Linked DNA regions of Homo sapiens: region 2 is linked to region 1. A link is an interaction called in ENCODE POLR2A ChIA-PET data of the cell type or tissue named here. Cell type or tissue: GM12878. All regions are shown on one strand. Each heading gives the region's core, and the rest is flanking DNA. Links, peaks and the distances in the headings are about the cores only. Region 1 overlaps ZFAND3 (zinc finger AN1-type containing 3). Region 2 overlaps ZFAND3 (zinc finger AN1-type containing 3).

The links. Peaks named below come from ENCODE experiments on the same cell type or tissue, not always from the same donor. Only the 100,000 strongest peaks of a DNase experiment are listed, where the experiment ranks them.
Region 2: POLR2A ChIA-PET joins it to region 1 with 11 read pairs; 3 of 35 experiments call an interaction of 5 or more read pairs at or near these places.

What each region holds. Positions count from the first base shown.
Region 1 is chr6:37,842,530-37,847,910 of GRCh38, reverse strand. The region is part of intron 1 of ZFAND3 (zinc finger AN1-type containing 3); the gene reads right to left. Among named protein-coding and RNA genes, the nearest start is that of ZFAND3, 25 kb to the right of the region's middle. In GM12878, for the core only: no CTCF peak of the experiment used is centred there; no DNase peak of the experiment used is centred there.
Region 2 is chr6:37,922,058-37,927,438 of GRCh38, reverse strand. The region is part of intron 1 of ZFAND3 (zinc finger AN1-type containing 3); the gene reads right to left. Among named protein-coding and RNA genes, the nearest start is that of ZFAND3, 110 kb to the right of the region's middle. RefSeq lists a silencer at 2,829-2,898. In GM12878, for the core only: no CTCF peak of the experiment used is centred there; a DNase peak (open chromatin) is centred at 2,948.

The sequences.
Region 1 (5,381 bases), core at 215-5,214:
TTAACCACCAATGATAAGTAAATGAGCATGACCGTGTTCCAATAAAACTTTATTTATGAACATACTGAATTGAATTTCATGTAATTTTCACACAAAAATACTTTTCCAAGGCTTTAAAAACGTAACATCATTCTTATAAAAAAATTCTGAATTCACTGGCCAGATCTGGCTCTAGGCAGTTTACTGACCTATTCCCAAGGCATCCTTTACATGTAACAGATTAACTTCTTTCCTATGTATCTAGAATGGTACCAATTATGTATCATATTATGGAGAATAGAGAAAATAATCACCCATAACACTTTCTGTGTATCAATAGTACTCTGATTGTCTAATATTCTGCAGAGTCTCACTCTGTCGCCAAGCTGGAGTGCAGTGGCGCGATCTCGGCTCACTGCAACCTCTACCTCCTGGGTTCAAGCGATTCTCATGTCTCAGCCTCCCAAGTAGCTGGGATTACAGGCAAATGCCACCACACCCAGCTAATTTTTGTATTTTTAGTAGAGACAGGGTTTCACCATGCTGGCCAGGATGGTCTCGATCTCCTGACCTCGTGATCCGCCCCCCTCAGCCTCCCATAGTGCTGGGATTACAGGCGGGAGCAACCACACCCGGCCGATTGATGAGGTTTTTGGGGGCACTTGTTAACTTGAGCAAATAACCTTACATGAGCTAATATTTTAAAATAATTCTCAAAATATAAAAAACATAAAAAGTAACTTTCACATGTAGTATATTGCCAACGGGTGATATAAATCAAACTGGTGCAAATTAAATCTCTGGTTAATATATCACCAGAAATAAACATTCTTTTAGTAAAGCCAATAATTCAACTATCATCTTTCAATCTATTTTGTAACTTCAAATGCAAAACCTACCTGAATAAAAATCACAAGTATACGCCAGGCACAGTGGCTCAAGCCTGTAATCCCAGCACTTTGGGAGGCTGAGGCAGGCAGATCACGAGGTCAGGAAATTAAGACCATCCTGGCTAACATGGTGAAACCCCATCTCTATTAAAACTACAAAAAATTAGCCAGGCATGGTGGCATGCGCCTGTAGTCCCAGCTACTCGGGAGGCTAAGGCAGGAGAATTGCTTGAACCTGGGCGGCGGAGGTTGCAGTGAGCCGAGATCACGCCACTGTACTTCAGCCTGGGCGACAGAGCGAGACTCCATTCCAAAAAAAAAAACAAAAAAAAAAAAATCACAAGTATAAATTATAGGATTGCCTCAGATACTAACAAACTAGATTTGAGTTCCAGCTCCACCTCTTTCTAGATGAGTGAGCTTCGGCAAGTTCCAGACTCTTTACTGTTAAGGAGTAAATATCTGCAACGTCCAAGAGTAGTCAAAGCGTGCAATTCAACTTATGTGAAAGGGTCTGTATACTACATAGTGCTACAGAAATATCAGCTGCCATTATTAGGTGCTCGATGGCTTTCTTCATAACTTTAATACTATAATTTTCCCTTTTATTTTAAAGGGACAAGGGTCTTGCTATGTTCTCCAGGTTGGACTTAAACTCCTGTGCTCAAGGGATCCTCTTGCCTAACTAAGCCTTCCAAACAGCTGCACCTGGCTCAATTTTCCACACTTTTTAATAGCACTTGCTAGTTTCTGCTAAGGCTTGGGTTCTTAGTGGAATATTGTGCACCTAGAAGTATATTTCATTGAATACATTTAAGCAAAGCATAATGTAAGGCACTGTGGTGGAACTAAAGATGACTGAGATGGCCTCAACCCTCAAACAGCTTAAAATGAACTCAGACATATACAAATGATGAATCAGGGCTATAACAGGAACAGGCAAAAGCCAACATGAGTGTCCTATGGGATCAGGAAAAGCTGTACAGGTATTTAATCAGGGCCTGGGTCACAGAGCAATTCTAAGAGCTGAGGTAGAGATGAGAGAACACTTCACTTCACAAATTCCAGGATGCAGGGCAGTGCAAGTTCTAAAATTCCAAAAATAATGTTTCATTTTAAAAATCTAACCAGGAAAAGAAAAACTGTACCATTAGTCTTTAGACCTCTAAAAGGTAAACATCATGAAGGATAAGCTAAGGCTCACTTTAAGCTCAGAAGTTAGGAAAATTATGAACAATGCTGGTTTCAACCCATTTCATCATTATTTCCCAAAGCACTTTACAAACATTTTATCTAAGAGAGTATGTTCCAAGGACGCTGAGTACAAGGAAGGGACAAGTCCAGCCTAGCAAGTCTCTGAGGGAGTAGAGACTGGCATACGCTGCTCTACTGATGATACATGCAACCTGCTTCAAAAACCATTTTCCTAAATGCTGCAAGTTACCACAGCTCACAGTACGAAAAAGCAATAAAACAAGTTAGTTCTTGGAAGATTAAGCTATACATGCTTCCTTTGAGGAAAAGGGGCTAGGAAATCTGACATTTTTCTACAGTTTATTTTCTTATCTGTATCATTAAAAACCTTTCCCCTAACCAAATTTCATTTATGTTTACCCTTCTGCCAACAAAGACAACGAAACAGGTTTACTTTGGAGCTGTGCCTAGGCATGGTAAATTTTAACCCAGAAGAAAATTAAAAAACAAAAAAAAAATGTGAGTGATAAGGAGGGTGTATATAACACATTATAACACCTAAAAATGACTGCTGTCTGTAATTCAGTTACGTCTGCCTCCCAAGATTGCCACTTGCCAGTCACACCATCAGTAGAAGATTAAAGATGGCCCCAAGCTCTGTGCTACTCCTCTCATTGAGAAATGGAGTCCAGTTCTCCTTCTCTTGAATCTGGGCAGGCTCCATAACTGCTTTGACCACGGAATATGGTAGAAGTGATGCTATGCCAGTCTCCAACTGAGCCCATCAACTGTGAGAGATGATAATTGCTTTTTTTTTTTTTTTTGAGACGGAGTCTTGCTCTGTCGCCCAGGCTGGAGTGCAGTAGCGTGATCTCGGCTCACTGCAAGCTCCACCTTCTGGGTTCATGCCATTCTCTTGCCTCAGCCTCCCATGTAGCTGGGACTATAGGCGCCCGCCACAACGCCTGGCTAATTTTTTGTATTTTTTTTTTTTTTTAGTAGAGACGGAGTTTCACCGTGTTAGCCAGGCTGGTCTCGATCTCCTGACTTCGTGATCCGCCCACGTCGGCCTCCCAAAGTGCTGGGATTACAGGAGTAAGCCACCGCGCCCAGCCGATAATTGCTTTTTAAGACCCTAAGTGTTAAAGTGGTTTGTTCAGAAGCAACAAGTAAGCAGAACCTCAGCCAGCAGACCACAGCTCCAGTTTTCAGGCCTTTCACCACACCAATAGCCTAAACACTGTTTCACTTAGAAAAGAAAAAAACTGGCCGGGCGCAGTGGCTCACGCCTGTTATCTCAGCCCTTTGGGAGGCCAAGGCGGGCAGATCATGAGGTCAGGAGGTCAAGACCATCCTGGCTAACATGGTGAAACCCCATCGCTACTAAGAATACAAAAAATTAGCCGGGTGTGGTGGCGGGCGCCTGTAGTCCCAGCTACTCGGGAGCCTGAGGCAGGAGAATGGCATGAACCTGGGAGGTGGAGCTTGCAGTGAGCCAAGATTGCGCCACTGCACTCCAGCCTGGGCGACAGGGCAAGACAAGAAAGAAAGACAAGAAAGACAGAGAAGGAAAGAAAGACAAGGAAAGACAGAAAGACAGACAGACAAAGAATCAATCAATCTTGGCCAGGTGCAGTGGCTCACGCCTATAATCCCAACACTTTAGGAGGTCGAGGCGGGCAGATCACTGGAGCCCAAGAGTTCAAGACCAGCCTGGGCAACTGGCAAAACCCTGTCTTCACAAAAAAAAGAAAAGAAAAAAAGAAAAAAAGCCAGGCGTGGTGGTCTTGTGGTCCCAGCTGCTCAGGAAGCTGAGGTGGGAGGATCAATTGAGCCCAAGGGGTGGAGGTGACAGTGAGCCAAGATCACACCATTGCACTCCAGCCTGGGCAACAAAGTGAGACTCTGTCCCCCCAAAAAAAGAAAACAATAGAAAAAAAATAATCTTATTGTATTCAGCATTTGTTAGTATTTATTAACTTTGAGAATATGTTCAAATTAGCTTTTTTTTTTTTTAGAAACTACAAGGATACACAAGGACAGAAAACTATCAGTGTTGGAAATGTTAAAAGAATATGCAATGTCTCAGCTAGAAAAGAAAAAGAGGTCTCATTTACCAATGATTGTTGAGTATATTAAAGGTTTTTTAGTGAGGAAAATGCTGAGTAATTGCAAAAACAGGCCCAAGCCATTAAGCAAACACTGGTCTCTAAACAGGAATAATGTGGACCGCATAGTTCTCAAAACAAAATTCTCCTATTAGCTCTCAGATCTGATTTCAGCTTCAGAGAAACAGAAACAGATAGGATTTTACAAAACTGTATAACAAGCAAAGACAGGAACACATTTTTTTTTTTTTTTGAGACGGAGTCTCACTCTGTCACCCAGGCTGGAGTGCAGTGGCACGATCTCGGTTCTCTGCAAGCTCCGCCTCCCGGGTTCAAGCCATTCTCCCGCCTCAGCCTCCCAAGTAGCTGGGACTACAGGTGCCCGCCACCACACCCAGCTAATTTTTTTGTATTTTTTAGTAGAGATGGGGTTTCACCGTGTTAGCCAGGATGGTCTCAATCTCCTTACCTCGTGATCCACCTGCCTCAGCCTCCCAAAGTGCTGGGATTACAGGCATGAGCTACCACACTCAGCCAGGAACACTTAAAGAAACAAAATCACCTGAATAGTCAAGGCACAGTGGGCTTAAGAAATTAAGATTTTTTTTTTTTTTTTTTGTGAAACAGTTTCACTCTGTTGCTCAGGCTGGAGTGCAGTGGCACAATCTCAGCTCACTGGAACCTCCGCCTCCTGGGTTCAAGCAATTCTTGTGCCTCAACCTCCTGAGCAGCTGGGATTACAGGCACACACCACCACGCCTGGCTAATTTTTGTATTTTTAGTAGACACGGGGTTTTGCTATGTTGGCCAGGCTGGTATCAAACTCCAGACCTCAAGTGACCCACCCACCTCGGCCTCCCAATGTGCTGGGATTACAGGCGTGAGCCACCACACCCAGAAAGAAATTAAGATTTAAAAGATCATCCTGTAGCAGAAATCACAACATAATGAATGAGATTATTTAACATTGGGATGCTCATAGGGCCAGGGTATCTCCCAAACTCTAAAAATAAAATTAAGGCAACTAAAAGAGCAAGGATGGAATATAAAGTTATCTAAGTAAATTCCAATCTATTCTAGTCCTTTTCTTGATGTCAAGTAAGGGTGTTTGCTGATAAGTGATTTTTATAGTACTATTATTATTATTTAAAAAGCAAATTAGGGTATATATAAACAGGAGAATAGAGAAACTGGTTGTATAGTTATACAA
Region 2 (5,381 bases), core at 130-5,129, 80 kb before region 1:
TCTGAAGGGGCCAGAATTCCCTGCCAGAGAATCAGGCGCCCTTCTGATGCGGTCACTATCTCTTGTCCACGCAATGCCACAAAAAGCCAGATATAACTCATATAACTTCTGCTACTCCCAATTGCCCAGCAGGAATCATGGAAAGCCTTCAGAGGATAACTTGGCAACCAGTGTGCCAGTTTTAACATCTGAGTTTCAGAAACCTGGTTTAAAAAAATGGCAAAATGGCCTTTTTCTCAGAGTCCCTTGATCTCTCTTCAGATAATTTATGTATTTAAAATGCCTACCATACCTATGTATTACCTAAATGACATCCATTCCACATTCTGGATAGAAATTTTTCAGCAACATGGTTGTCAATCAGGTTATAAAAGAAATAATATAACTACTGATATTATTACTCAAAACAGAGATGTTTTAAATCTAAAATAAACCAGACTTTGGCTACCGAAATAATGGTCATTCTAAACAATGCCAGCTTGGATCACATGGGTCAAGAACACTGAATCCAAAAGAACTGGCAGAGACTTCCGGGAACTTTGATCCTTTCTCATGTTGAACATGGGAAACTTGAAGCTAATCACAGGCATACAACTACTCGCTACCTAACAAAAAGCAGTGTAATCAACTTGCATGGTCTTGGAACAGACAACAGAGCTCTCTTTTTGACAGTAAGCATGAAAGGTAAAGTTTCACTGGAGCAGTGAAACTACTCTTATTGAGCTCTCCAATGGGTACCACGTTTCTAAAACCAAGGGGTAGTAGGTTGAATAATGGCTACCAAAAGATATCAAGTCTTAATCCCGAAGTTACCTTACTCAGGGGGTGGAGGGTCCTTTCCAAATTAATTAATGATTTTGAGATGAGATTACCCTGGATTATCCAGGTGAACCCTAAATGACATCACAAGAGAGAGAGGCAAAGAACATTTTTGCAAGGGAGTAGCAAAGGGAATTCAGAAAGACACCCAAAGTAAACAGCCACATGAAGATGGAGGCAGAAGCTGGAGTAACAGGGTTACAAGCCCAGGAATGCTGGGGCAGCCCCCAGAAGCTGGAAGAGGTGAAGAATGGATTCTCCCTCAGAGCCACCTTGGAGGGAAGGAAGCCCTCCCAGATCTTGGACTTCTAGTCTCCAGAACTTTGAGAAAATAAATTTCTATTATTCTGTCACCAACTTTGTGGTAATTTGTTACAATAGCCTCAGAAAACTAATATACAAGGGTTATGTATCTGATCATAGCATATTCCCTCTCAGTAGCATTCAGCTAGATCCATCCTTCTTTCCGGAACACTCTTCACATACCTTCATGTCACTCAAATCCCAGATCAAACAACCCTCTTCCACCACAACTGCTCCCATTTAGCCACCTTTGCTACTGCTCCTCCCCTGCAAAGACCCTTAACTGGAGGTCCAGAAACTCAGTCTTCATTACCTCTACTTTTCATTTGGTAGTGATCTCCCACACTTTCATGGTTTTAAAATACTGTATCTATACACGAAAGATGCAAAAATGTTTACCTTCAATCCCAAATCTCTTTACCTTGCTCCAAACTCACATATCTAACTGCCTATTTGACATCTCAACGTTTGACTCAAACTTAGTATTTCAAATTAGAATTCTCAGTATTTCCCACAAATTTGCCTGACCCATCTTTTCCACTCATATAAATGGGAAACACCTTCTTCCCAGTTGCTCACATCAAAAATCTAGAAACCTTTTTTTTTTTTTTTTGAGATGGAGTGTAGCTCTGTTGCCCAGGCTGGAGTGCAGGAGCATGATCTCAGCTCACTGCAACCTCCGCCTCCTGGGTTCAAGCGATTCTCCGGCCTCAGCCTCCCAGGTAGCTGGGATTACAGGCGCCCGCCACCACGCCCGGCTAATTTTTCTATTTTTTAGTAGAGACAGGTTTTCACCATGTTGGCCAGGCTGCTCTCAAACTCCTGACCTCAGGTGATCCGCCCACCTCGGCCTCCCAAAGTGCTGGGATTACAGGCATGAGCCACCGCGTCCAGCAGAAACCATTTTTGATTCCCGTCCTTCCTGTAGTCTTACAGATACAACACTCAGCAAGATGCATTAGTTCTACTTACAAATAGATCTCAAATCTATGTATTCCTCTCCTTCCTTAATGCTTCTATGATGGCCACCATTAACTCTCACCTAGGCCACTGTAAATAGCTTTTTATTGGTCTTCTCGTTCCCATTCTTGACCCTATACAATGATTTTTCCACATAGCAGCTATGGTCATCTTTTAAAACAAGTTGGAGCGTGTTATTTTCTTGCTTAACACTATCCAACAATTTCCTATTGAGTATAAAATCCAAACTTTTTACCTGGAGAAAGTTTTTAAAAAAAAAAGTCTGGAAGTCTCCTTGTGATCTGACTATGCCTACTTCCCCTCTTGCTCTCTTATCATTCTGCCCCCTCATTCACCACATTTCAACCATGCTTGCCTTTTCTCTGTTCTCTGACTGTGCTGTAGGGCTCATGCCCATGCTGTTCCCTGTACCCCCAAATCACTGTAATGCTGTCTCTTTCTTGTTGCTCATATCCTAGTTCAAACCTCCTCACTGGCCTTCCCTCAACAACCCAATTTATTTTTTTATTTTTTGTTTTTTTGAGACTGGGTCTCATTCTGTTGCCCAGACCAGAGTGCCCAATCATAGCTCACTGCAGCCTTGACCTCCTAGGCTCAAGCCATCCTCCCACTATAGCCTCCCAAGCAGATAAGACTCTAGGCACACATCAGTCCATTATTTTTTGTAAAGATGGTGTCTTACTTTGTTGCCCAGGCTGATCTCAAACTCCTGGGCTCAGGTGATCCTCCCACCTCAGCCTCCCAAAATGCTGGGATTACAGGTGTGAGCTACAACTCCTGTGGCCTGACCACCCAATTTAAATCAGTTCCTCTTCCTGTTTTCTTCTTTCACATCATTCTTTGATATCTCACCACATGCCTGTTTGCCTGCTATCTTTCACCACTAGAATGTAAGTGCCATAAGAGCAAAGACTCCTTTGGTCACTCTTGGTTGGTATTTAACAGGTACCCAATAAATGCTTGTTAAATGAAGAAATAAAATCTCTTTTGAAGGCCTGAACCATTAAAAAAAAAAAAAAAAAAGCACTTAAGTAGATATTTGAAATGTATTTTGTAGAGGTCAAACACCAGCTAGAAGACAGGTTCTCCACAATTCCTGTGGCTGTCAGCCTGTCATCTTTCTGGAGCTCTGTCACAATGCATTACCTATGGCTGGTAGATAACGTCATCCTATGTATCTGGCCATGATCTGTCACTCAGAATATAACAGGTGGCAGACACTTTTAAAAGTTTCTTTCTAATGACACGGAGTGAGAAATCTGCTTAAATTTTTTTCTTTTTCTAATAATGTTTAATAGTATGTTCTGGTTTTGAAAATACATACCCCTTGAACAGAATGTAGAAAAAAAAACAAAAAGTAAAAACTAAAACTCATTTATAATTCCCCAAAATAAGAAATACTTTTTTAGATAGATATCTATAATTCAGAATTTATTATATTTACAGTATTGGTTGTTGTATGGTATGTTCACAGGTGTTCATTTTATTATGCTTCATACCATATATACACATTACATATAGTCATGCACTGCATAATGATACTTTCATCAATGACAGTTCACATACACAACAGAAGTCCCATAAGATTATTATGCAGCCAAAAACTTCCTGTCACCTAATGGCATCATAGCTGTAGTGTTAGAGCAACACAGTAAACAAACCAACTGTGCTGTCAGTCATATAAAAGTCTAGCACATACAGTTATGTATAGTACATAATACTTGATAAAAAATGATAAACATCTATGTGATTGGTTTGTGTATTTACTATACTTTATATCATTATTTTAGACTGTAATTCTTCTACTTACTAAAAAAAGAAGAGGAAGAAGTAGTTGTTAACTGTAAAGCAGCCTTAGGCAGCTCTTTCAGGAGGTATCCAGAAGAAGGCATTGTTATCATGGAGATGACAGCTCCATACCAATTACTACCCCTGAAGACCTTCCAGTGGGAAAAGATGTGGAAGCAGAAGACAGTGATGCTCCTGACTCTGTGCAGGCCTAGGATAATTGTGTGCATGTCTGTGTGCTGGGGCCTAACAAAAAAGCTTTAAAAGCAAAAAATAAAATATTTTTTAAATAAAGGTGCCAGGCCTGGTGGCATGCACCTGTAGTCCCAGCTACTCAGGATGCTGAGAAGGAAGGATCACTTAAGCCCAGGACTTTTGAGTCCAGCCTAGGCAACAGAGTGAGACTCTGTCAATCAATCAATAAAGAAAACTTATAGAATAAGGATATAATGAAAATATTTCTGTGTAACTATACAATGTGTTTGTGTTTTAAGCTAAGTGTGATTACAAAAGAGTCATCAGTTTAAAATTTTTTTAAAGTTTATAAGGTAAAAAAGCTATAGTAAGCTAAAGCTAATTTATTATTAAAGAAAATTTTAAAAATAAACTTAGTGTAGCCTAAGTGTACAGTGCTTATAACATCCACAGTAACATAATGTCCTAGGACCCTCACATTCACTCACTACTCATTCACTGACTCACCCAGAGCAATTTCCAGTCTTGTAAGCTCCATTCATGGTAAGTGCCTGGGACAGGTGTACACTTTTTTATCTTTCATGCCACATTTTTACCACACCTTTTCTATGTTTAGATACACAAATACAACTGCCTACAGTATTCAATATAGTAACATGTTCTACAGGTTTGTAGCCTAGGAGCAACAGGCTATACCATATAGTGTAGGTGTGGAGTAGGCTATACCACCTAGGTTTGTGTAAGGACACTCTATGATGTTCAACATTTGTTTCCACAATGAAACCGACTAACAGCACATTTCTCAGAATATGTCCCCGTCATGAAGCAATGCATGACTATTTTCTTTTGTGTATATACAAAAATTTCATAAAGAAATGCATAATGAAAATCTACAGATATCATTTTTTCAATTTACATTTACATTTAATATTTATCACGCCTTAAATATTCTTCAAAAACATGTGTGTTGCTCTGTGACAATCCATTACATACTAATACTATAATGTAGTCACACTCTTACTACTGTTGGATGTATAATTGTTTTTCCCCAATTTTTCCTATTATAAATATTGCTATAATGAGCATTTTTGGACTTAAATCTTTAATCATAAATCTGTATTTGAATGGCTTTAAGACTGATTCTGAGAAGGAGACCTTACTAGATGAAAAAGTATATTTTGGTAAATATTGCAAAATTACCTTCCAGGTAAGTTCTACATACTATTTTGAATACATCTTTGCCAACAACGTTTTATTTTATTTTATTTTATATTTTATATTTCATTTATGAGACA